Regions from separate parts of the Homo sapiens genome. Here all the other regions are linked to region 2. A link is a loop called in an ENCODE intact Hi-C map of the cell type or tissue named here. Cell type or tissue: heart left ventricle. All regions are shown on one strand.

Region 1 (8,000 bases), 48 kb before region 2:
CGATCCTTCTTCCTTCAGGCATCACCCTGCCCATCAGCCCAGCCACCTACCCAACTGTCCATACGAAGTTTTCTAAGAGAACCAAATCATTTCAAAAGATCTTGAAGTCATCTGATATATAACTGAAAGTGCTCGACTCTAAAGAAATCTGAACACAGGCAATGGTATCTGTAATAGTTCATCCTCGCACTGCTATAAAGAAATACCGGAGACTGGGTGATTTATAAAGAAAAGATGTTTAATTGGCTCATGGTTTCACAGGCTGGATAGGAAGCATGATGCTGGCACCTGCTTGGCTTCTGGAGAGGCCACAGGAAACTTTCAATCACAGCAGAAGGCAAAAGGGGAGCAGGCATCTCATATGGCGGGAGCAGGGGGAAGAGAGAGAGGGAGGAGAGATACCACACTTTTAAACAACCAGATCTCACGATAACTCACTCATGATCACGAGAACAGCACCGATGGGATGGTGCTCACACAAGCATGAGAACCCCACCCCCACAATCCAGTCAACACTGGGGATTACAATTTGACATGAGATTTGGTGGGGACACACAGCCAAACCCTCTCTGTATCTATGAAAAGTAGAGAGATCTGGCCGTGCACAGTGGCTCACACCTGTAATCCCAGCACTTTGGGATGCCAAGGTGGGAGGATCACCTGAGGTCAGGAGTTTGAGACCAGCCTGGCCAACATGAAGAAACCCCATCTCTACTAAAAATACAAAAATTAGCTGAGCGTGGTGGTGCCTGCCTGTAAGCTCAGCTACTTGGGAGGCTGAGACAGGAGAATCGCTTGAACCCAGGAGGCAGATGTTGCAGTGAGCTGAGATTGAGATCATGCCACTGCACTCCAGCCTGGGCAACAGAGTGAGACTCTGTCTCAAAAAAAAAAAAAAAAGGAAAGAAAGAAAGAGAGAGAGAGAGGGAGAGAGAGAGAGAGAGAGAAAGCAAGCAAGCAAGCAAGCAAGCAAGCAAGAAAGAAAAGTAGAGAGATTTACGTAGATTAGAGGGACAGACCACCGCCATGGCACTTTTGTGCTGGGAGCGAGCATGCCAAAGATGGCTCTCCACACCTGGGTAAGAGTTCAAAGCCTTTGTGACCAGGGATACTCCTTGGCCTTATGTTTGTCAGCTCCTCTTTTCTTCTTCAACTTGACTAGAGGAGGAAAATGCTTACGTCATTGTATTGTAATTGCTGGTCTAGGTCCTCCTGGTAAGACATTAAGTTGGAATATCCTAACAGCTACCTTCTTTATGGGGCTTGATGCCACTGCAGGAACAGATGGGCAAGGAGAACCCAGGAGTTACTGTGGAAATTGGATGCCCAGCTTAAAGTAATTGGGAGCAGTATGGCAGGAGCCATCGGAACTCAAATGAATCCAGAAGTTGGTGTTAGCATAATCAGCAACAAGCCAAGAACTGGGGAGTTCCTGCAGAGCCTGGAGGAAAGCCTTTGTATAACAGCTTGGTTTTTAACAGCATTCCTTTCCCTTGAAAACAATGTCATCCTTCACCTAATAAATCAGGTCTCAACAATTCAAGGAAGAAATATACCATAAGTGTTGTAGTAATGACAATCTAGGAATTCCTGCATAAATAATTCATGTATTAGATCCCTAGTAGGTTAAAAAAAAAAGTTCCAAGTATAGCAAAAAAAAATTATTACATACATCATTTTTAAATATAGAAATTTGTTTTTGTTTTGGGTTTGTTGTTGTTGTTTTTGAGATGGAGTTTTGCTCTTTCGCCCAGGCTGGAGTGAAGTGGCGCCATCTTGGCTCACTGCAACCTCTGCCCTCCGGAGTTCAAGTGATTCTCCTGCCTCGCCTCCTGAGTAGCTGGGACTGCAGGTGTGTGCTACCATGCCTGGCTAATTTTTGTATTTTTAGTAGAGACAGGGTTTCACCATGTTGGCCAGACTGGTCTTGAACTCCTGAACTCAGGTGATCCACCTACCTCGGCCTCCCAAAGTGCTGGGGTTGCAGGCATGAGCCACTGTGCCCGGCCAGAAATTTGTATTTTTATGATTATATTGCCCATGTTTTTTTTTTTCCAGTATGAATGTAATCACTTAACTGACAAGGCAACTAAAATACAAAATGTATAAATAAAACAATTTCTATTAAGAAAAGGAAGGAAGGGAGGGATAGGAAGAAGGAGAGTGAATTATGTCTTAGAAATCAGTATGCCAAAACTGGTTTTGATTTTTGAGACTCTTTTTAAAAAGTATTGTGAGAATTCTGAAAACTCTTAGCCCCCTTTTCTTTCATGTTTTTCTTCTAGTCGCCTCGTTCCTGAGAAATGTCATCACAGTAGGTTATCAGCCAATGGTAAATCGTGACCTCTTCATCTCCAAGGGTCTGTGTTCTATTTTCCATTGCCTTAATTCCTCTTCATCATTCAATGTATCAGCCATCCTTTTCCTGGTTAATGTACTGTTTTCTTTCATGGTCCCCTAGTCTCTTAGTAGTCAAGATTCACTGTCAAAAATTCCTTGTTATGCCAGGTGTGGTGGCTTACGCCTGTAATCCCAACACTTCAGGAGGCCAAGGTGGGAGGATCACTTGAGGCCGAGTTCAAGACCAGCCTGGGCAACATAGTGAGACCCCACCTCTACAAAAAATTTTAAAAATTAGCCAGGTGTGGTGGTGCATGCCTTTAGTCCCACCTACTCAGGAGGCTGAGGCAGGAAGATCACTTGAGCCCAGGAATTCATGCAGTGAGCTATGATGGCACCACCACACTTCAGCCTACGTGGCAGAGGAAGACCCTATCTCTAAAAAAATTAATTAAAATATAATAAATTCAGATGTCCTTCTCGGTCTCTGTTATCTTCTCTGCTCCTCTGTGAACATTACTTAAATTCCATTATAATTTATACTAACAGTTTAAGCAGCTCCACTCCGGAGAATAAAATTTGGAGTTCTTCTCACACTACAAAGACCTATGTGACCTGGCCTTCTGTCCTCGGCCCGATCACTTTCCCCTTGTTGACAATGCTCCAGTACCCTGGCCCTTCATGGTGTTCTCTAAATGAAGCAGACTTGTCCTCTTCCTAGGGCCATGACTCTCCCTTCCTGGAGGACCTTCCTTCAGCTTTTTGCATGGCTGCCTCCATTCATTTAGCCCTCTAAACAGGTGTCCCCTCCCAGGAGAGGCCTGCTTAGACCATGCCTTCCCCAACCACTGCACGATCTCACCCTGTAAGCCAGCCCTGCTTTCTTCATCACTTACCACTAACTGGAATTACATTATTCAATTGCCTTGCTTATTTTCTGCCTTTCCCCTCTCTCCACCCCATTTCATGGGAGAATCTCATTGGTTTTAGTCATAGAAGTTTTGTAGGTATTCAGTAAATATGTGTTTAATGACGGGAGGGAAGAAAAAGAGGAAGGAAGGTAGGGGGAGGTGGGAAGGGAGGGAGGCAAGGAGCAGGGCAGGAAATTCCATTCATTCATTCACTGAACATTAATGGGAAATTCCTAGTGCCAGACTTCATGCTGGAGGCAGGGTATGCCCAAAGCAATGAGCATGGTGCCTCTCTATTCGCGAGCCTCCATAGGCGCTTTTTCTGAATGAATGGAAAAGAAGGCACAACCCCTACCTCCTACATGAATACACATATTATCATATCAGTAGTCAATATTTAATATTATTCAACTAATTTCTCCTTGTAGTTGTTTGCAAGTCTAAAATAGATCTTAGTTTACCTAAGCGACCATCAAAATGTGAATAAGATGGTCTACAAAATGGTGAAGGCTTAGAACATGGGCTAAAATCCTTTTTCTGGCTTTTCAAGCTTTACCCAAACTAACCTTTCCAAACCCATCTCATTACCTTCCCAACACACACTCTTAGTTCTAGAAAATTCCTTTGCCATCCCACAGGCCCCAGACTGTCTTCCTTGCCTTGGCTCACACAGATGGGCGAAGGGGCAGTATAGGAAGGAGACAGTAGTGTGATCTGAACCAGGCAAGTGCTGGGAGTCCCAGCCCCTTCACTGAGCAGTTGTTACTGAGCAAGCCCACTTCATGGGTCTATGCCTCAATGTCTTCTCCTGTAAAAAGGGTTGAGGGATAGGACTTCACTCAGAATTGCTTTTGGATTAAACATGATCCATATACAGTCCTGGGCACAGTGTTTATCAGGCAATGGTTCATAAGCATTAGTCATTCTTACCTCATCGCCCCTCAACCAGGACACCCATCTTTCCCCGTCTCACTCCGTGGCACCTATTCACTAAACTCACTTGCCCCTAACCTCCATGAAGACGAGCTACACCTCCCCTAAACTCTTACTCAGACACTGATGTGCATTGTTACTAATATGAGCTCTCCTTAATTAAACTGTGAGCTTCCTGAGGGGAAAAATCAGGTCCTGCTAGCACAAAGCAAGTTCTTGAAAAATCCTTGATTAAAGAGTGTATGATAGAGCTAAAAAATTGGAATGCACAATTCATTCTGCTCTGGTGCTTTAAATTAATATTAAATATGTCTGTAACATATAAATCCTAGACTTTCACATTTAATCAAAGTCTTAATCATAATGAGCAGCATTTATGAAAGGGCAATTAACAGATTCCCAAAAGAACTGGAAATAGTAAATTGCTAATAGCATCCCTAAGGTTTTGCTTTTTGCTCTGATAAATTAAGTAATTTAATAATAGAGGCAGTGTGAACCAAAAAGAACGCAGGCTTAAAAGGCAGAGGACCTGCATTCTGATCCTTGCTCTGCCAGCCTGTGACTCAGCACCAGTGACTTATCTGCTCCGAGCCTCTGTTAACTCACCTCTTATGTGAGAAGCTGTATTCACACCACTGCTTGTCAGAACACGTTCCTAAAATCCTTATGGTTCTATGCATGAAATCTGACTTCAAATTTCATTTTTAAATATATCATAGACTATTTAGAAACAAAAACAACATATACATACTCTTAGCAGAAACTGAAAATTCATTATTTTGTGCAGCCTTGAGCTAAAGTTTCTGTTTAATAAAGTGCATTACAAAATTGTAAAATGAGGTGTTTAAAAAAAACACATAACTGTTTGCCACACTTATCTGGGTATATCAGTGTTTGCTTGATCTAGGCAACGTAATGAAATATAGAAAGAACGAAATAATACATGATTACATGTGTCTTTCACAAAACTAAATTTCAAAAGTTTGTGTTCACCAAAAATAAGCTTAATTTATTAAAAATAAATAGTTTATCTGTTTCTAAAAAATGGGTTTCTGGACAATATTTTCTTTGCTAAAAAGTAAACATCTCTTCTACATAATCTTAAGGGACCTTAGAACTTTCACAGTCCATAAAATTATAGTCTTAAAGCCTAATAGAATCTTACAGTTTAAGATAAATAAACTTATATGTTTAAAATTCTCATTAGATTCATCAGTGTTTCCATCTTTAACTGATTTTCCTATACTTTAAGAGCTAAAATAATTCCATGAAATTTCAATATAAAGCAATATATATATAATATATAAAGCCTTATATATTATTGTTCTAAGTCTCCAGATTATCCCAGTTCAGTCTAAAATATTCTGTTTTTCTCAGGATACCTCTCTCTACTTGAATTTTCTTCATTCTCTCAAGTGAATCTGTCCAAAAAAATTTTGATTTCTAACTAATTCATCACAAGTAGAAGCTTCTCTCTTATACATATTGCATCTAAATTTTAGAAACATCTTCGTATTCCTCTAAACTTTGACCCCCTCCTATATAAATTAGAGTGGTTTGGGAGGGGATGAAAACTAGCCTATGGACTTTAAAATAAATATAGTTTACTATGATAATATTTTCATTTCTAACTCCAGTTGTTACCATTGATTAGAAAATCAGCCCTGTCTGAGTGTTCACATTGTCCATTATAGAACACAGGCAAGAGCAAGGTGAATTAGGAAGAGGGAAACAGGACACAGGTTTTATTTCAAAAGAGCCAATGGGGACATTACAGGAATCATTTGATGGAGATGCCTATTCAGTTTTTTATCACACCACACACTAGTATAACCAGGAAATGCAAGGCACTCTCTGCCTACTCTGCCTAGCCTACCAAATTAAATCTAATTTATTTCATAAAAAGACCTAAGGCATATAGTCATCTGAATGACTGGCTCGGTACACAATGAATTCCCCAGAATATTAATAGGTTTGTTATAGCCTGAATGTTGATTTACTGAAAGTGTCATTCCAGCCTATGCATATTGATTCTCAAAAGCTAATATGTGACCAAAATGCTTGGTCTGTCAAAGCTGTCACATGAGCTGATCTGACTGGTTCCTTTGCCACTGATGCTAGTCCGACCTGATTTTTGCCTCAAAGAAGCAGGGGGAAGCCGGCGGCAGCAAAGGCAGGTGGTTAGGAGCAGACACCTTTGAGGGGCAGGTGGTTAGGAGCAGACACCTTTGAGAGGCAGGTGGTTAGGAGCAGACACCTTTGAGTCAGAGCAGTGGTGCTCAGTTGCCAGCGATTTTGTCCCCAGGGGATATTTGGTCATGTCTGGAGATAGTTTTGGTCATCACAACAGGGGGATGCTTCTAGCATCTAGCGGGTAGAGGCAGGGATGGTGCCAAACACCATGCAGTGCCCACAACGGGCCCGTGAGAATGGCCTGGTCTCAAACTTCAGTAGTGCTGAGATTGAACACCCTGAGTCAGACTCCCTGCGTTTAGTTCTGATGCCGTCCGTACCCACAGCTTGCTTTGGGAAACCTTCCTAAGCTTCCCAAGTGTCAACTGTCTCATCTTTAAAAAGAGTGAATCCCATGTCCTATTTCACAGGGCAAAGATGGTTGTAAAAATGAAACTAATCGATGCTTACTAAGCACTTGGGACGCTCCCTAACACGTAACGTACCCAGTGCATCTTAGTTATTGTTAGTAAAGGAAATAATGATACAAATAGCAGCAACAAGAAAGGCTTTCTTCAGGCTGGATGGCCCATCTAGAGGTTTCCAGTGCGTCTCAGCATTCCAAGAGGACTTTGGTTCAAAAGCCAGTTATAGGAGTTCAGAAAATGGCCATGTGCAAAACCCAGAAATTTTCTTTAAGCTGAAACCCTGCCAGGCAGGGTCTTTTTTTAAAATTTTCTTCAACTTTTCATTTTAAGTTCAGGGGTACATGTGCAGGATGTGCAGGTTTGTTATATAGGTAAACGTGTGCCATGGTGTTTTGCTGCACAGATCAACCCATCACCTAGGTATTAAGCCCAGCATCCATTAGGTATTCTTCCTGATGCTCTCCCTCCCCACAACCCCCCAGCAGGCCCCAGTGTGTGTTGTTCCCCCATGTGTCCATGTGTGCTCATCATTCAGCTCCCACTTATAAGTGAGAACAGGCAGTGTTTGGTTTTCTGTTCCTGCATTAGTTTGCTGAGGATAACGGTTTCCAGCTTCATCCATGTCCCTGCAAAGGATATGGTCTTGTTCCTTTTTATGGTTGCATAGTATTCCATGATATATATGGACCACATTTTCTTTATCCAGTCTATCAATGATGGGCATCTGGGTTGATTCCAAGTCTTTGCTATTGTGAACAGTGCTCCTGCCAGGATCTCACTATGCCACTCCCATGCCTTAAGAAATAAGTAGAAGAGGTCACAGTGAGTAATAGCCTATTTGAGCTACCAATGTGCTCTCTATTGGGGATGAGGGGCATTAATGTAGATGTCACCTTTAGGGATGTGACATGTGAGGTAAGGATAGAATTGTAGCTTATTGAAGTTTAGTGAATTCTGTGGAGGATCCATGAGTTTATACGCTGGGAATTAATGCAAGTCCATATTCTATGAGCTATGACCCCTTTCCTGACCTTATAGATGAGGCCTGAAAGTTCATGAAGGCAAGCATCCTGGGGCTAATTAGCACTTACGCATGACAAGCCTTTCAACCACGCTCAATCTTTATCATGGATTTTCAGGGGGAAGCCGACATGGAGCACTGTGAAACATTTTTATAACTATTAACCAGTGCTTTGGAGTTGGCCTGAAATACAAA
Region 2 (8,000 bases):
GAAAGGGAAGAGAACCTCTCTTTTGCTTCCTGGCAGAGGCTCTCGGTAAGCTGTTCGTCTCCACGGCTGCATTCTAGCAACTTCGTTGAAAAGCATTCATGGGTGTTGGTGTGTAAGCGGGGCCCCGAAGGAACAGCTAAATTCCAAGCCACCTTCAGCTGGGAGTCCAGCCCGTCCAGTCCAAGACAGCGAAGGCCACCCTTGGTCCAGGTCGCCACCTTAGATACAAGCAGTGCTGCCCTTCCGCTTGGTGGTGCGGAACGGCACGCTATTCAGTGCCTTCTTGTACTCGCCCACTAAGGAGAAGGTCATGTGAATTATCCAAAAGATGAAGCCCGAGATTTTAAAATCATACTGAGTAATGGTTCTGAATAAAAGCCATTTGTTATGATCACTAAAGTAAACCTGTTTGTGGACAGTAAGAATAGTGTCTTAAATCTAGCCTTCAAGATTAAGGACTTTAAACTCATTTCATGGTGTATTTTTTGTGCTAATCATTTTATGTTTTTACTTATCGTAGGAGGTGGAAAGCCCCTTCAATGGCTCTGTACTGACTTTTGAAGTGGAGAAATAATTCTCCTTCAATTTCAGAGAAATTGAAGTTTACTTAAAGATGATTAAAAATCTTTCTGACAGACTTTGAGAAGGTCTCTCTTCTGACTGCTGTAATTTTAAATAATTCAGAGCCAGCTTGGCACATGTATGTTTATTAAAGTAGGGATGAAAATAAAACTCACTCGTGTGGCTGCATTAGCCCACTGAACAGTATTTCATCTTACATCGTCTCTATAACTTCTGAAGTGAAAACCAGAAACTCATTGGCGATGTCCTCCCTGCTTGCTGGGCTGATTGGCATGAGGCAGGGCCAGCTTTATCCACTTCCTGAAGACCATTCCTCCATGGTAGCCCCTTTGCCAGCCGCCAGACGCTCTTCTCAGAGACTCAGAACAGCAGGCCAGGGATGGAGGGAGGGAAGATGCCGGATGGCCGAGGAGCCCCCAGGCAGGTGGCAGCTGCAGCCTTGGCCCTTCCTGGGACCCTGAGGCCCCTGGGATGCCTTGGCAGCAGAACCTGTATCAGCAGGAGCAGCTCTGGGAACTGCGGGGAAGAACTGGAGCTCTCAGGACCCCAGATCCTCAGATCCTTTTTTTTTTTTTTTTTTTTTTTTTAAGAGACAGAGTCTTGCTCTGTTGCCCAGGCTGGAGTGCAGTGGCATGATCTCAGCTCACTGCAACCTCCACCTCCCAGGTTCAAGTGATTCTCCTGCCTTGGCCTCCCGAGTAGCTGGGATCACAGGCACGTGCCACCACGCCCAGCAAATTTTTGTATTTTTAGTAGATACGGGGTTTCACCACGTTGGCCAGGCTGGTTTCAAACTCCTGACCTCAAGTGATCCGCCCGCCTTGGCCTCCCAAAGTGCTGGGATTGTAGGCATGAACCACCGCACCTGGACAGGACCCCAGACTCTTTCTGTAGCTCACAAATCAACAAAATTAGTAAGTATGTGAACTGTGATGCAGAGCTTCCAACCACATCCCAAACTGCCATGGACTGCGCTTCTCTTCACGCTCGAGCAGTGATGGCTGAGCACCATGCTTCTCCGCAGAGCTGAGCTGCTCTTTCTTGCTCCTCACCAGGTTCTCTCCTGCTCCTCCTGCGGTGGCCACAGCTTTGGCTGTGCTGTGTTTTGTGCCGCAGATAGGCCCTTTCTGACTTTATTTGACTAACCCCCCAGAACCCCTGATGGTGTTTAGCTGGCCAAAATTCAAAAATCCCTCTGAGATGCTTGTAGTTCAGAACATTTTTGTTAGGAAAATCCTCTCTCTCTTTACCAATGAGATTTTGCAAGAACAATCCCATCTTTCTCTTTGTCTTTCAGCTGACATTTTAGTCTTAAATTTTCTAGGGACACCTTCAGTTCAGCCTCTTATCACATTAGACTCTTATTTGTATTCTGGAGAGATGCTGGTCTTTAATATTCTCGAAGACAAATAAAGAACCCTCAGAAAACCCAGGGCCATTCTACTTTCTACCTTCAGTCCTGAATGATGTCAGGGAGCTCTCAGGACCTTCAGGTGGCATTGGAAATATCTCTTGGGTTTGGAAAGGGCAATTTAGATCCAAGCAATCTCAGAATGCATTTGTGATAGATATGTTATGAATTTTTACTGCCTCACCTCTTCACTTCCTCCCTGTCTGCGAGGTAGAACTAGGATTTTCTTATCCATTTCCAGCAACTCCCAGACCCCTGGTGAGGGAACCCTCTGTGTCTGCCGACCATGTCTTTGCAGAACAATTCAATCTATCCCGAGAGGCAGCCTCCCAGAGGCAGCAATGGGGAAATGCCAGGCTTCTCAACCTCCGTGTCAGCATTCTTGATATTTGGGGTGGGATAATCCTTTGTCAGGGGGACTGTTCTTTGCATTGTAGGATGTTTAGCAGAGTCTCTGGCCTCTGTCTGCTAGACACCAGTGGCACTCTGTAGTGTGACAGTGAAAAATGTCTCCAGACATTGTCAACTGAGAACTTCTGACATAATGGGAAGGGTAAAAACTTAGGGCCAGGCCAGGCGCAGTGTCTCACACCTGTAATCCCAGCACTTTGGGAGGCCGAGACGGGCGGATCACGAGGTCAGGAGATGGAGAGCATCCTGGCTAACACGGTGAAACCCCGTCTCTACTAAAAATACCAAAAAAAATTAGCCGGGCGTGGTGGTGGGCGCCTGTAGTCCCAGCTACTCAGGAGGCTGAGGCAGGAGAGTAGCATGAACCCGGGAGGTGGAGCTTGCAGTGAGCCGAGATCGCGCCACTGCACTCCAGCCTGGGCGGCAGAGTGAGACTCCGTCAAAAAAAAAAAACAAAAAACAAAACAAAACAAAAAACAAAAAAACCTAGGCCCAAAATACTGATGCTCGAATCTCAGCTCTACTGGGACGACCTTGACCAAGTCTATCTGAGCTCATAGTACCTGCCCCACGAGATTGCTTGCATAATTAAACTCAATGATGTGGTAGCTTTCAGTACATGTTTATTGAAGCCAAATCTCTTATCATCTGTTTTCTTAATTAATGGCAAGAATTACGTTCAGATGCGCAGTAAGCAATAAAAAAAAATCTAGCTTCCTTGTTTCACCAAAGGTACACTTCTAGCTCTTTGGCACAAACCGGTTTAGTTCAGTGTAGATGGAATCGCTCGGAGATCTGGCTTCATCACGGGAGAGAGGACATTTCACTTCTGGTGGTATCTCTCTTGTACCCGTTGAGAGCTGCTCCCACGCAGTTAATGGCGCCCAGATAATTACAGACGGAGCTGCCTTCGGGTTGTAAACAGAGCTTTGGGTGATTGCACACTGCCATTTATCCGGCCTATTTGCATTCGTACTTATTTGCATTTCTACATCTCCCACAGCTGACACTTGTTTTTTCATTTTGTGATTCCAAAGCACTTTTCTGATTACCCTGTGCCTGCTAGGAGTGCTCCCCATCAGGCGAGGGATGCAGCCTCCTTCCCGGCTCTGCCCTCTTGATTTCCTCCATGTTTTTGGAGGGAGGCCAGTTGTTGGGAGACCGCATCTGCCGTGAGCCCGGGACTAATGAGTCATTGTTCTTCTGAGAAGCCCGTTGGCGTCAGCTTCCTTTCAGCTGCGGCATCGCAGGACCTTGTCTGCCTTTTCCTCCGGGTTACACCTGGGACCTGCTGCATTATGTTACTATGACAAGGGTCACCTTACTTTCTCTTTTCGAAAGTGAGATTGACTTTCCTTCTGTTTCTGAAAGAAATGCGACTTAAAATTTGAGTCTGTAGCAATCAGCTTGAGATAGCCTACTCTGAAACTGCTAAAAGAACAGTTTCCATTTAAGAATTTAGCTGCAGTGCTGAGAACATACAACCCCTACCTTTTTAAGCCTCTCATGTGCTTATATTTCTTAAACAAAATGGCTATGTCTATTCCTTGCTTTCAGTAAAAGGCATACTCGTCAGTTTAATAAAATGTATGTTAATTTTCCTAAGCCAATTTACAAGCAGCATTGGTCAAATAGCTACATGCGGGATGATCACCCGAATATCTAATAATGATAGAGCACTTAACGGTTTACTAATTCCTTAACAACATCCATCATCTATTTTTCGATTTTCTTCTCTCTCTCGGTTTCCACATGACCCATGCATTGAAAGATTTAGATTTCCTATTTCGCCGAATTGTACTGTTTTCCCTTCCCTTCTGAGTGAAAGTAAGAAAACCTATGAGTTTAAAGTATGTCTTCTGCCCTACATGCTGTATGTAAAATTTAACAGAATTCAGCCGGGCGCAGTGGCTGATGCCTGTAATCCCAGCACCTTGGGAGGCTAAGGTGGGCGGATTACGAGGTCAAGAGACAGAGACCATCTTGGCCAACATGGTGAAACCCCATCTCTACTAAAAATACAAAAAATAGCTGGGCGTGGTGGTGTGTGCCTGTAGTTCTAGCTCCTCAGGAGGCTGAGGCAGGAGAATCACTTGAACCCAGGAGGCGGAGGTTGCAGTGAGTCGAGATCACGCCATTGCAATCCAGCCTGGAGACAGAGCAAGACTCTGTCTCAAAAAAAAAAAAAAAAAAAAATTAACAGAATTCTCCCTGTAAGTGAATTTGTAAGAAAACAAGAACATTGACTATTCCATTTAATAACAAAACTTCTGGGACAGACCAGCTCCCTCAGTGGATTAGTTAAATGATGTGCAGATTATATTAACCCATGGAATATAGCATCACGGACCCACATACCATCATCCTGACTTAGTACGACTCACACCAGCTCTGTATTTAAACGGATGAGGATAGATGTGGGCTCATATAATTACTGTGTCAATTACAAGGGAAGAATAAACAAATGTTTACCAATCAAGTAGTCACCAGCAACCTGCCTTTGGTAGATATACTAGTGTTCCTATTTGGGGAAAGGTATTATTTATTTTAATAGTTGCATAATGGTCACTTTCAAAATATGCCTTTGACTACGTTATGCTTATTTTCTGCATGTCACAGACTAGCCCTGCTTAGGTGAGCTTAGTAGATACACTAATGTTACTACTTTGAGAAAGGCATTATTTAATATTCCTTTCAGGAACACATTAATATACGATGTCAGAATTATGATGCTTGGTTTTTATACACAGCCTGTCCCAGCTCAGGTGAGGTCACATCCCTTGGCCATACCTGTGTAAAAAGCCAAAGGGGGCCCCTTTTCCAGACAGCAACCAGCCTAGCCCAGGCTCCCCTGCCTTGTGGCATCCACGCCACCAGTCACTGCCAAAGCGCATACAGGAGTCCCCGCTTATCCATGGTTTCGATTCCTGCAGTCTCTGGTACTCACAGTCAACCGAGGCCCGAAGATATTAAATGGAAAATACCAGCTCAACACTTCCTAAGTTTTAAATTGCTCACTGTTCTGAGTTGTGCGATGAAATCTCACACCCTCCCACCTGGATGTGGATCCTCCCTTTGTCTGGCATCTCCACGCTGTAGACACCACGCGCCCAGAAGTCACTTAGTAGCCATCTGGGATAGCAGAGCTATAGATCACAAGAAGAAGGATGAGCGCAGGACAATGAGATATTTAGAGAGAGCGGGAGTCCACATTCACGTAGCTTGTGTCGTGGTCCTCGCACCATTATACCTGCTCTGCTGTAGCACTGTTGTGAATGTCTTACTTTGCTTAATTTATAAGTTAAGCTTCGTAATAGGCATGTATGTGTAGGAAAAAACAGCATATATAGGGTCGGTACTACCCGTGATTTCAGCATACACTGAGGGTCTGGGAACGTATCCCCCTTGGATAATGGGGGTGACTGTGATGGTAACAGAAGCATCCTAGTTGTTATTTTCATAGGCACTGCTACCAAGCTTGTAAACCTCTTCACTGTACCCAGTAGTGAGACAGAGCTGCAGAGGGTGACCGGTCTCCCTAAGTGAATACCAGGTGGAACCTAACACATAGAGAGAGAGGAAAGGCCAATTTCAGACACTGAAAGCTACTCTTACAGATACAGACATTTCAATAGCCAGGAGACCCTGAGGAATGGCTCTTAATCCAGGTGGCCTGTGTATAGACATGCCTGCAAGTAGCCAACCAGGATAATAAGAGTCATCCCCCGGAAGGGATGAGGTCAGAGCAGGAGTTTCAATTTGACCCACGTTCCCATCATGCCTTTCTCTCTTTCTCTCCCATCCTCACTTCCAAATCACAGCCATTCACCCAAGCAGTTCATGAATGCAGGAACCTACCAGGACATTACAAATCATTAAAAATTTAACCCTCCCAGGGAGCAATTACAACTCCAAAAAGGCATTATTTGCACTCTCCGCCCACCCCCCCCCAAAAAAGTCTTGAGTTTGCAGAGAGTGGCCAAAAACATTCTAGAACTTCATGTCTCTATGCCATGCCTCCTCTTCCATCCCAGCGAATGAAATCCACCTGATGAGGGCACACAGCAGGCCCTCCCATCCCGCCTCCTCCTCTCTGCCCTCCCATCCCGGCCCCTGCTCTCTGTCCCTCCCATTCCACTCCCCTGCTCTCTGCCCTCACATCTTGCCCCCTCTTCTCTGCCCTCCCATCCCACCCTCTGCTCTCTGCCCTCCCATCCTGCCCCCTGCTCTCTGCCCTCCCATCTCGCCCCCTCCTCTCTGCCCTCCCATCCCAGCCTCTGCTCTCTGTCTCTCCCATCCTCCTCCCCTGCTCTCTGCTCTCCCATTCTGCCTCTTCATCTCTGCCCTCCCATCCCACCCCCTCCTCTCTGTCCTCCCATCCCTCCCCCTCCTCTCTGCCCTCCCATCCCTCCCCCTCCTCTCTGCCCTCCCATCCCTCCCCCTCCTCTCTGCCCTCCCATCCCACCCCCCTGCTCTCTGTCTTCCCCCACTCCCTCCTCCCCAAGTCATTGCTGGGAGGAGTGGGTCGGCCTCAGGGCCTCCCAGGCAGTCCTTGAGGAAACCACACACTTCATGAGGAAAGGAAATCCTGGAGGAGTTTTCATGTAGATACAGGTTTTATTTAGGGAAAAAAAAATCCAGAAATAAATACAACTGCCTGGAAAACTAACTATATTTTACATTTTGGAATAATTTAAATATCATTCCTGGTAAAGGAAGTGATGCAGAAAAGTCAAGAGAGCTCTGAAGGCAGAGAGAGCTGGATAAGCGGGTCCTGATTCATCAGTGACCTTGAGCTGGCCCCTGACACCTCTGAAATTCCATTTCTGCAATGGTAAAACGGGGATAGCAATGACACCTACATTATTATATTTAAAATGAACACATTTTATTTTTTTAATGCGCCAATATTTGTAAATATTCATAAAGCTCATATGAATATTTGTAAAGCTCTCTGCACAAAGTAGAAGCTCAGTGCTTCTTTATAAACAACATTAACAAAACGACTTCACTTACCTTCACACGATCCCTTTGCATTAGGGATTATCGCCAACCAGGCAGGAGGCGTCAGAGCATGGCTTGATAAAAATAGAGTACAACTATGCAGGGAGTTTTTTAGGACAATGGGAATGTAACCGCTTATAATGCATGTCCAAAAGGTTCCTTGTAAAATATTATCTTGCAAAATGATTTTAGAGTGAAATCATCTCTCTTTTTTCTGGCAAATCTTTGAATTCCACCCAATTTACCTTCATTATATCCAGCTGCACAAAAGCCCATGTGTTATTTCTTCCCATGCTGTCTCACCAGATCTGTCTGTTCACATTAACCTAGTTACCAGTGGAACAAAAATGCAATTGGCCAAAGGTTACATTTCTTTGTCATGAGCACAAGAGAGCAAGATCATGCCGGGCAAAGGCTTTCAGTAAATTTCAGCCAAGAAGTTGGGCTTCTTCCCAGGAACTCTTTAACCCTCCCCTCTCCTTCCTCCCAGAAACACACATGCTACGTTACCCTTGGTGTTTTTCCGCGCCAAACTTGTGGTCTTTTTTTGTTTTATTTTTAAAGATGAATATATTACAGAAAGAAATGATAC
Region 3 (8,000 bases), 59 kb before region 2:
CAAGGCCTGTCTGTTTGGTTTATAGACCCACACAACCCATGGCTCAAGAAGCCACTGAGCCTTGTACAAATTCACAATGTGAGATGCTATAGAGAACAAATGACCAGTTTCTCCAGCATCTGAGAGGCGTGGAGTACAAAGCAGAAGAGAGACAGTTGCAGATGGCAGACAAGTCAAACAACCACTTGAACATCTGGGCTGGGTGTGAAGCCTGATTTCTGATTCCTGGAAACAGACCAACCATTAAAAAAAAAGCATTCAACAGTCTGGGAGAAAATATTGCAAAAGACCTATCGGATAAAGGGACTATTACCAAAATATACAAAGAACTTTTCAAAATTGACAGTAAGAAAACTATCAACAAGATTAAAAATGGGCAAAAGAGCTGAACAGAAACCTCACCGAAAAAAGATATACAGATGCAAAAAAGCATATGAAAAGATGTTCAACATCATATGTCATTTGGCATTTGCAAATTAAAACAATGAGATACCTCTACACACCTACTAAAATGGCCAAAACCCAAAACATGGATGCCACCAGATGCTGGGGAGGATGTGGAGCTCCAGGAACTCTCATTCACTGTTGGTGGGAATGCAAAATGGTACAGTCTCTTTGGAAGACAGTCTGGCAGTTTCTTAGAAAACTAAACACAGCCGGGCACAATGGCTCTTGCCTGTAATCCCAGCGCTTGGGAGGTTGAGGCAGGCAGATCACGAGGTCAGGAGTTCGAGACTAGCCTGGCAATATGGTGAAACCCCGTCTCTACTAAAAATACAAAAATTAGCCAGGCATGGTGGCGAGTACCAGTAGTCCCAGCTACTTGGGAGTCTGAGGCAGGAGAATCGCTTGAACCCAGGAGGCGGAGGTTGCAGTGAGCCAAGATTGCGCCATTGCACTCCAGCCCGGGCGACAGAGGGAGACTTGGTCTCAAAAAAAAAAAAAAAAAGAAAAAAAAAAACTAAACTAAACATACGCTTACCATATGATCTAGCAAACATGCTTCTTGGTATTTACTTGAATTAGTTGAAAACTTATGTATACAACTAAACCTTCATACAGATATTGACAGCAGATTTATTCATAATTGACAAATCTGGGAAGCAACCAAGGTGTCCTTCAGTCGATGAATGGATAAATAAACTGGTACTTCCAGACAGTGAGATATTATTCCATGCTAAAAAGAAACGTACTGTCAAGCCATGGGAAGACATAGAGGAACCTTAAGTGCATATTACCAGTGAAAGATGCCAATCTGAAAAGACTACATACTGTGTGGTTTCAGCTATATGATATTCTAGAAAAGGCAAAACTCTGGACACAGTAAAAAGATCCATGATTGTCAGGGGTTTGGGGAGGAAAGGATGAGTATGTGGAGCACTGAGGGTTTTCAGGACCATGAAACTCTTTTGTATAATACTGCAGAGGTGGATAAATGTTATACATTTGTCCAAACCCATAGGAAGTACAGCACCAGGAGTGAACCTCATGTAAACTGAGGACTTTGGGTGATGATGTGTCAATGTACATTTTGCATTTATAACAAATGTACCACTCTTGTGGGGAACACTGATAGTGGGGGAGGCTGTGCATGTATAGGGGAGAGGGGAGAGGGGAGCTCTCTGTACTCTGCTCAATTTTGCCGTGAAATTAAACTGTCTTTAAAAATAATCTCTATTGAAAAATGAAAAATTCTAAAAGTTTTGACACAACTGACTTTAGATAATAGTAAGGATGCATTGATTTTCATTAACATTTCAACTGCACCTTAAAGATGCGTGAGATTTTGTAAGGAAACATGGCCGAAGGACTTTTGGCAAAGACACTGCATGAACAAAAGTGGGGAAGGAGGAGAGTGAGGGCAGCATTCAGAAGACAACTTGGTGTTCAGTTTATCTGTAATCTTGGGAACAGCTGCGGTTTCAAATAATTCATTGTATTATTCCTGGACACCATTTCAGAAATCATAGCATTTTGGCATCCAAATTCTACCTTCTGAAGGGTCTTTCAAAGCTAGAAGAGAATAAAAATTCTTTACCCATTCGTAGAACTTGGTTCTGAATATATGATGACCTCAGCCACAGAGCAGTAATTCTCAAGATTAATTGTGCCTAAGAATTGTCAAGGGAAAGGGTTACTTATGGAAAATGCAGAAACCACCACCACCTCGAATCCAGTAGGTCTGAAATGAAACCTGCAATCTGCATTTTTCACGAGCAACTCAGCTAACTTGGATCCAGGTGGACCAGGGACCACATTTTCAGAAGTCAAACCATAGAGGTAGATGCAAGAGGCTAGAAGAGAGGTCCCACATTCCAAAGCCAATAAGAAGCAACAGGTGACATGAACGAGAGAAATGAGGGGTGGGAAACACTGATCTTAGCTTTTCACTTTCATACTTAGGAGAATTATGCACTCCACAAAGAAATACACTCTTTCTCTTACTTTTAGAAAAACACAGCCCTTTCCCACTTTTGATAGAGACATGGGACAGAAATATTTCCCTATATGCAACAGACATTTATGTGTAATGACAAATAGCAACTGAAGGGAAGGAGTGGAGGCCCAGGGTGTCCTCATTCTTCACTTTAGCAAGGGAAGTTTAGGATGCATCTTTTACGTTGATCTCCCAATCTGTAAATGTTGTCTTAGATTCTTTTCAAGCACTCTGTGAGCCAAAAAAAAAAAAAAAATGTGTGTGTGTGTGTGTCCAGACCCTGCTCACAAGCCACCAGTTGTGACCTTTGAACGAAACCCTAGCTGGGAAGGTTGGTTTGGACTAGATCACAGGGTTTCAGCCTGAGTTCTGAGAAATGTGCGGAGGTTGCAAAGCATCGGGGGCTTCAGTAGAAGATAAAGAAGAATCTCAATCCTCCCCCATCCCCATACACACACACTCACCCCATCTCACTCTTCAACATGACCATCTCTGCTTTTATTATGTATAGGTGTTCCAAAGCATATTTCACTTGAAAAATAGAATGTAGCCGCTAGAATTCCCAAAGAATATCCTGGATGTATTAGTCAGCACAGACTAAAGTCTGTTGCAGTAACAAACAACTTCAACATTTCAGTGGTTTGAAACAACAAAGGTTTGTTTCTCACGCGTAAGGCCTGTCCAATAGGGTTGGCAGGGAGACTGATGTGACCTCGTTCTCCATCAGGGTCGGCAGGTGGAGCCCTTCCTTCAGGAAGCAGGATGGTGGGAGGGATGGAGAGTTGAGTGCCAGAAATTAAAGGCTCTGGCCTCAAGTTACACATGTCATTGCCACCCACATTTCATTGGCCAAACAAGGCATTTGACGACATCTAACTGGGTTAGGACAGCACACCCTTCCCACAAGCTCTCAGGGAGAAGGGAGCTGAAGACCCTGTGAGCAGTGTGAATGGCTGGCACGGCGGGGTCATGTGGTGTGTTGGGAGGAGGCTTGAATTCCAAACCAGAGAGTGAGCTTTTATTTACTGAGGAATAGGAATTATAATGGGATCGTTGAGGAGAGGAGTAACATAACAAATGTAATAAATACAAACACTAATTATAAAAAGCTAAATATTCCATTTATTAATTAATACACTCTATAACATGATACTGATTTGCAGCCTGAATAAAAATCCCCTTGGTGAGCAGAGGTTTCTATCAGCTAAATTATGAATAGTATAGGTTAGAAATTGATTAACAATAATTTGTCTTTTTTCCCACATGTGAATTTAACCAATCTAATAAGAGCTTTATAAATAACTAATGAAAAAAGCCAGTCTCAGTGCTTGTGAGTCCTCCCACTGTGGAAAATTAGACCCATCTATTGAAGAACAAATATCCCCTCATGGAAGCAAAGGTTTCCTCTCTCCCGTCATTTGATCAGATTTAGAAGCATAATTACCATCATGCAATTTGAACTAAATATATTAAAGTATTTCTTTGAAGTGAAAATAATTGGAAAGCATCAGGAACAAGCCTTTCTATTTGAGACACCTTGGGAGGAGAGTTAGCCTCAACAAAGGCTGAAGCAGCTACAGCTACTGATCCCTGCTGCCGACTTCCCACCCACCTTGGCAACAGAACCAGGCAGAATCCTGGTCTCATCTTGTTTGCATTTGATGTGAATTCTGTCAAAAGGAAGAGATAATTGAGCTAGAGTTAGCCTTCTGAATTGAAAGGGAAAGGAGCGAGAAGAGCAGCTGAAAATACTTTGTGGTGCAAAGTATTCAGTCTGTAAGTGGGATATGGTGTGTGTGTGTGTGTGTGTGAGAGAGAGAGAGAGAGAGAGAGACATGTAAGCACTGTGCACACACACAGACTTGAGAATTGTACCCTTGACTCTTTTCAATGGGAATACAGAGTTTTAAAAAGGAGTAATATCTGTCTCTTATCTCTCCTAATTTATTCCCAGTTCAAGACAGAGGAGCAAGAACTTTTTTTTCTTTAAAGGATAACCTTTGCCAGAGGGTCTGTTTTGAAGGAGGAATGTCTGTGAGAGCTGAATGATGATGTCTCTCTTTCTTCCTGTAGTGGGGACACCCTGTCCTCCACTCGCCCTTACCTGGGAAGTTGTCCTAAGGAGGTACAAATCCCTTCCACTCCTTGGCAGAGCTTCCTGTACTTCTTTACCTGACTTTTCATGTTGGGAGTGAGGAAGTACTGATAAGTGCCCCTCCTGCAGGCCACTAGCCAGCAATGCCGCCTGGCCCTGGCCTGTGGGCTGACCCCTGGGAACAGGCTGTGGAGTCGTAGCCAGGAGGAACGGGCATGCCAGCAGGTTTGTGACGGGTTTTCTGCCTTGATGTATTTGCTCCTAGGGCTGCCATTATAAAGTGCCACAAGCCGGGTGGCGTAGAACAGCAGAAATGTGTTGTCTCACGGTTCTGGAGGCCAGAAGTCTGAAATCAAGGTGCCTCCAAGGTCATGTTCCTCTGAAACCCATGGGGAAGAATCCCTCCTTGCATCTTCTGGCTTCTGGTGTTTGCCAGCAATCCTTGGCTTGTGGCTGTGTCACTCCAGTCTCTGCTCCCATCATCTCATGGCCACCTTCTTGCTGTGTCTCCCTCCTCTTCTTCTGAGGATGCCAGCCATGTTTCAGTTAGAGCCAACCTACTTTGGTATGACCTTATGATATGGTTTGGCTGTGTCCCCACCCAAATATCCCTTAAATTGTAATAATCCCCACAGATCAAGGGCTGGGCCAGGTGGAGATAATTGAATCATGGGGGTGGCTTTCCCCATACTGTCCTTGTGGTAGTGAATAAGTCTCACAAGATCTGATGGTTTTATAAAGGGGAGGTCCCCTGCACATGCTCTCTTGCCTGCCACCACGTAAGACGTGCCTTTGCTCCTCATTGGCCTTCCGCCATGATTGTGAGGCCTCCCCAGCCATGTGGAACTGTGAGTCAGTTAAATCTCTTTCCTTTATAAATTACCCAGTGTCGAGTATGTCTTTATTAGCAGCATGAGACCAGACTAATACACCTTACCTTGACTAATTACATCCACAATGACACTATTTCCAAAGAAGATCTCATTCCAAGGTACTGGGTGTTAGGACATCAGCATATCTTTGTAAGGGATACAACTCAACCCATGACACTCAGGCCACTCGATCCTCCCAGCTAGCCTTGCCTGTGTGCACTGTCATTCTGATGCTCTCTAACAGGAACCAGGAAAATCTAAAGAGATTCTGTATTCCCATCAAACCGGGAAGGGCAAGAGCACATCACTTACATGTTAAGCCTCTTAATTACATTTATTCTTTGAACAAATGTTTGGCACTTCTATGTGCTAAGCACTGTGCCAAGTGCCCAGAAGATGGTCACAGCATGCCCCCATGACACAGAGGTCTAGAACGAACACCAACATTAAATAACCCTGTGCACGGATGCTGAGAAAGGGGAAGCTCAGGGTGCCATGGTAGTATGGAGTGAGGGCTGTAACCTAGTCTTCAGAACATTAGAAAGGCCTCCCTGCTGAAATAAAGCTTCACTGAGACCTGAAGGAAGAGTTGGGTCTAACCCCACCAAGAGAGCACGGAATTAGATTCTAGAAATGATGAAAGTAAATGAAGATGACCGTGCTTGTCATAGATGAACAATAGTTGTGTGAACAAAACAGGAACCTCTTTCTCTCAGGACATGGTCCCCATGGCTGGCTCTGTGGTAAGGAAACAGAAGCTCCCGTCTGTGGCTCTGCTGTCCCTTGAGCGTGCTCAGGTGGTTGAAGGTGACTGGCACCATACCTGCCTTCCAGCTTGCACAAAGAGAGAAGGAGAAGGGCTGGGAACATGCCTTCTTTAAGGGCGTAACCCAGAAATGGCACGCTTCACTTTCGTTTACATCTCAGGTGCCAGATCCAGTCACATGGGACCCTGAGTGCAGGAGAGGCCAGGGAATGTAGTCTGTACCTGGCAGACACGTGCCCAGTGAAGGCTTCTTATACTGCAGACGGGAGGAGAAGATACACATCGGGAGGAGAAGATACACATCAGGAGGACAACTATGAGCCATAGCATGTTGTCTGACACGTTAACAACTAAGGATTCCTTCCCTCCCCTAGGATATGCCGGGCAATGCAGTGGCCACTAGCCAGCGTCCTTGGAGCACTCAAAATGTGGGTAGTCCGAAGGGAGGTGTGTTGCAAATGTAAAATACAAACCAGATTTCAAAGACTTAATACCATAGAAGAATATAAGATATCTTATTAGTAATTTTTATGCTGATTACAGGATGAAATAAATTTTTTGATATATTGTGGTAAATAAAATATATTATCAAAATCACTTTCACCTGCTTCTTTTTGCTTTCCTAAAGTGGATATTAAAATACAATTTATATGTGTGGCTCGCATTTTATTTCCAATGTATAGCACCACTCTAGAATCGTTTAACGGTGTAGAGGGCAAGAAAGATGTCAACAACAGAGTTCAAGGCGGAGCAAGGGAGAGGAGTCCTAGAAGACTGGGGAAAGGCTGGGGATGAATCCTAGAAGAACTTGATGTTCGCCTGGAGACTTGGATCTTACAAGTTCACTGGAAGCACAGAGTTCATCAGATGCACCTCAGCCAGCTGGAGCATGTTCCTGAAACCTCTCCAGCCCATTTCTTTGCCCGTAAGATGGGAATACATGTGCTTATTGCAGACCGTTTTCATACTGATTAAATCAGTTAATGTGTGTAAAGCTCTCACACAGTATCAGCACATTAAAATGTTCAGTTTTGTTACTGAATGAAGGAACCAGTCGATGAAGAAACTAGAAATTCAGTTCAATCCAGTGCCTCCTTGCACAAACAGATTTGAAATCTTTGGATAGTTTTGAAGGAAAAAGCATCATTGATCATTAAACTTCATAGAAATAGTTTCTTGAATGCAGAATGTAAGTAACACAAGGTCTCCACTCTCCTTAAGATTCAGTCCCTTGTTCCACAGGCATGAAAAGGACCAGTCAGGCTTCTCAGCTGACGTGGACACCTGATAACATGGTGATGGAGAACATTTTTGTTGAGGCTTTGAAGTAGTCAAGTATATTGACCTTGACCTACCTGGAGAGCAGGTGTTGGATAGAGTTGGGGTAAGAGTTGCCAAGACATCACAAAGTCCTGATGATACGGTATTTTCATTGCACTGAGTAACCCAGTGGGCATTTGCTATTTATTTATTTATTTTTTATTTTTTAAAAGCTGCCAAATAATTATGAAAGTTTGAAATGTTCTATTAAATATGGTATAAAACTAAGTATAGGCTGTGTCTGCAAGCACCCACTAAATCATACAGTGCTGTCAAAAATTATTTTTCAGTTTCTGTCTCCATGGTAGGAAGAAAGCATTTGTTTAGTTTAGTGGGTGGACCCGTTAACATTGCTGGAAACGGCTGATCGAGCGTCCCTGCCTTCCCGGCTCTTGTCTTGTCTGTGCGGAGATAGCCCTGTGTTCTGCCTTCTGGCTGTCACTTCTTTAGTCACTTACAGATGGCATTTTGAAGGAATGCTAATTGAAGGACTTCACTGTTCACTTCTAA

Evidence for each region. A loop is a pair of places that touch in the nucleus more often than their neighbours do. Peaks named below come from ENCODE experiments on the same cell type or tissue, not always from the same donor. Only the 100,000 strongest peaks of a DNase experiment are listed, where the experiment ranks them.
Region 1: it touches region 2 in a loop (3.0-fold over the local background); 20 of 110 quality-filtered maps call a loop at or near these places.
Region 3: a loop joins it to region 2, with 2.4 times the contacts of the local background. A loop is called at or near these places in 18 of 110 quality-filtered maps.

What each region holds. Positions count from the first base shown.
Region 1 is chr6:161,483,287-161,491,286 of GRCh38, reverse strand. All of the region lies in intron 9 of PRKN (parkin RBR E3 ubiquitin protein ligase), which reads left to right. It overlaps LOC105378098 (a long non-coding RNA gene), which reads right to left. Exons shown (of 4, transcript NR_134595.1): 4 at 7,242-7,579. Among named protein-coding and RNA genes, the nearest start is that of AGPAT4, 210 kb to the right of the region's middle. In heart left ventricle, no CTCF peak of the experiment used is centred here; no DNase peak of the experiment used is centred here.
Region 2 is chr6:161,434,816-161,442,815 of GRCh38, reverse strand. The region is part of intron 9 of PRKN (parkin RBR E3 ubiquitin protein ligase); the gene reads left to right. LOC124901456 (a long non-coding RNA gene) reads right to left here and starts at 7,718. Exons shown (of 3, transcript XR_007059861.1): 1 at 7,421-7,718. RefSeq lists a silencer at 433-633. In heart left ventricle, no CTCF peak of the experiment used is centred here; DNase peaks (open chromatin) are centred at 985 and 3,595; H3K4me3 peaks cover 1,014 bases; H3K27ac peaks cover 2,285 bases.
Region 3 is chr6:161,493,826-161,501,825 of GRCh38, reverse strand. All of the region lies in intron 9 of PRKN (parkin RBR E3 ubiquitin protein ligase), which reads left to right. Among named protein-coding and RNA genes, the nearest start is that of AGPAT4, 220 kb to the right of the region's middle. RefSeq lists an enhancer at 3,011-3,512. In heart left ventricle, a CTCF peak has its summit at 3,169 (motif pointing right); no DNase peak of the experiment used is centred here.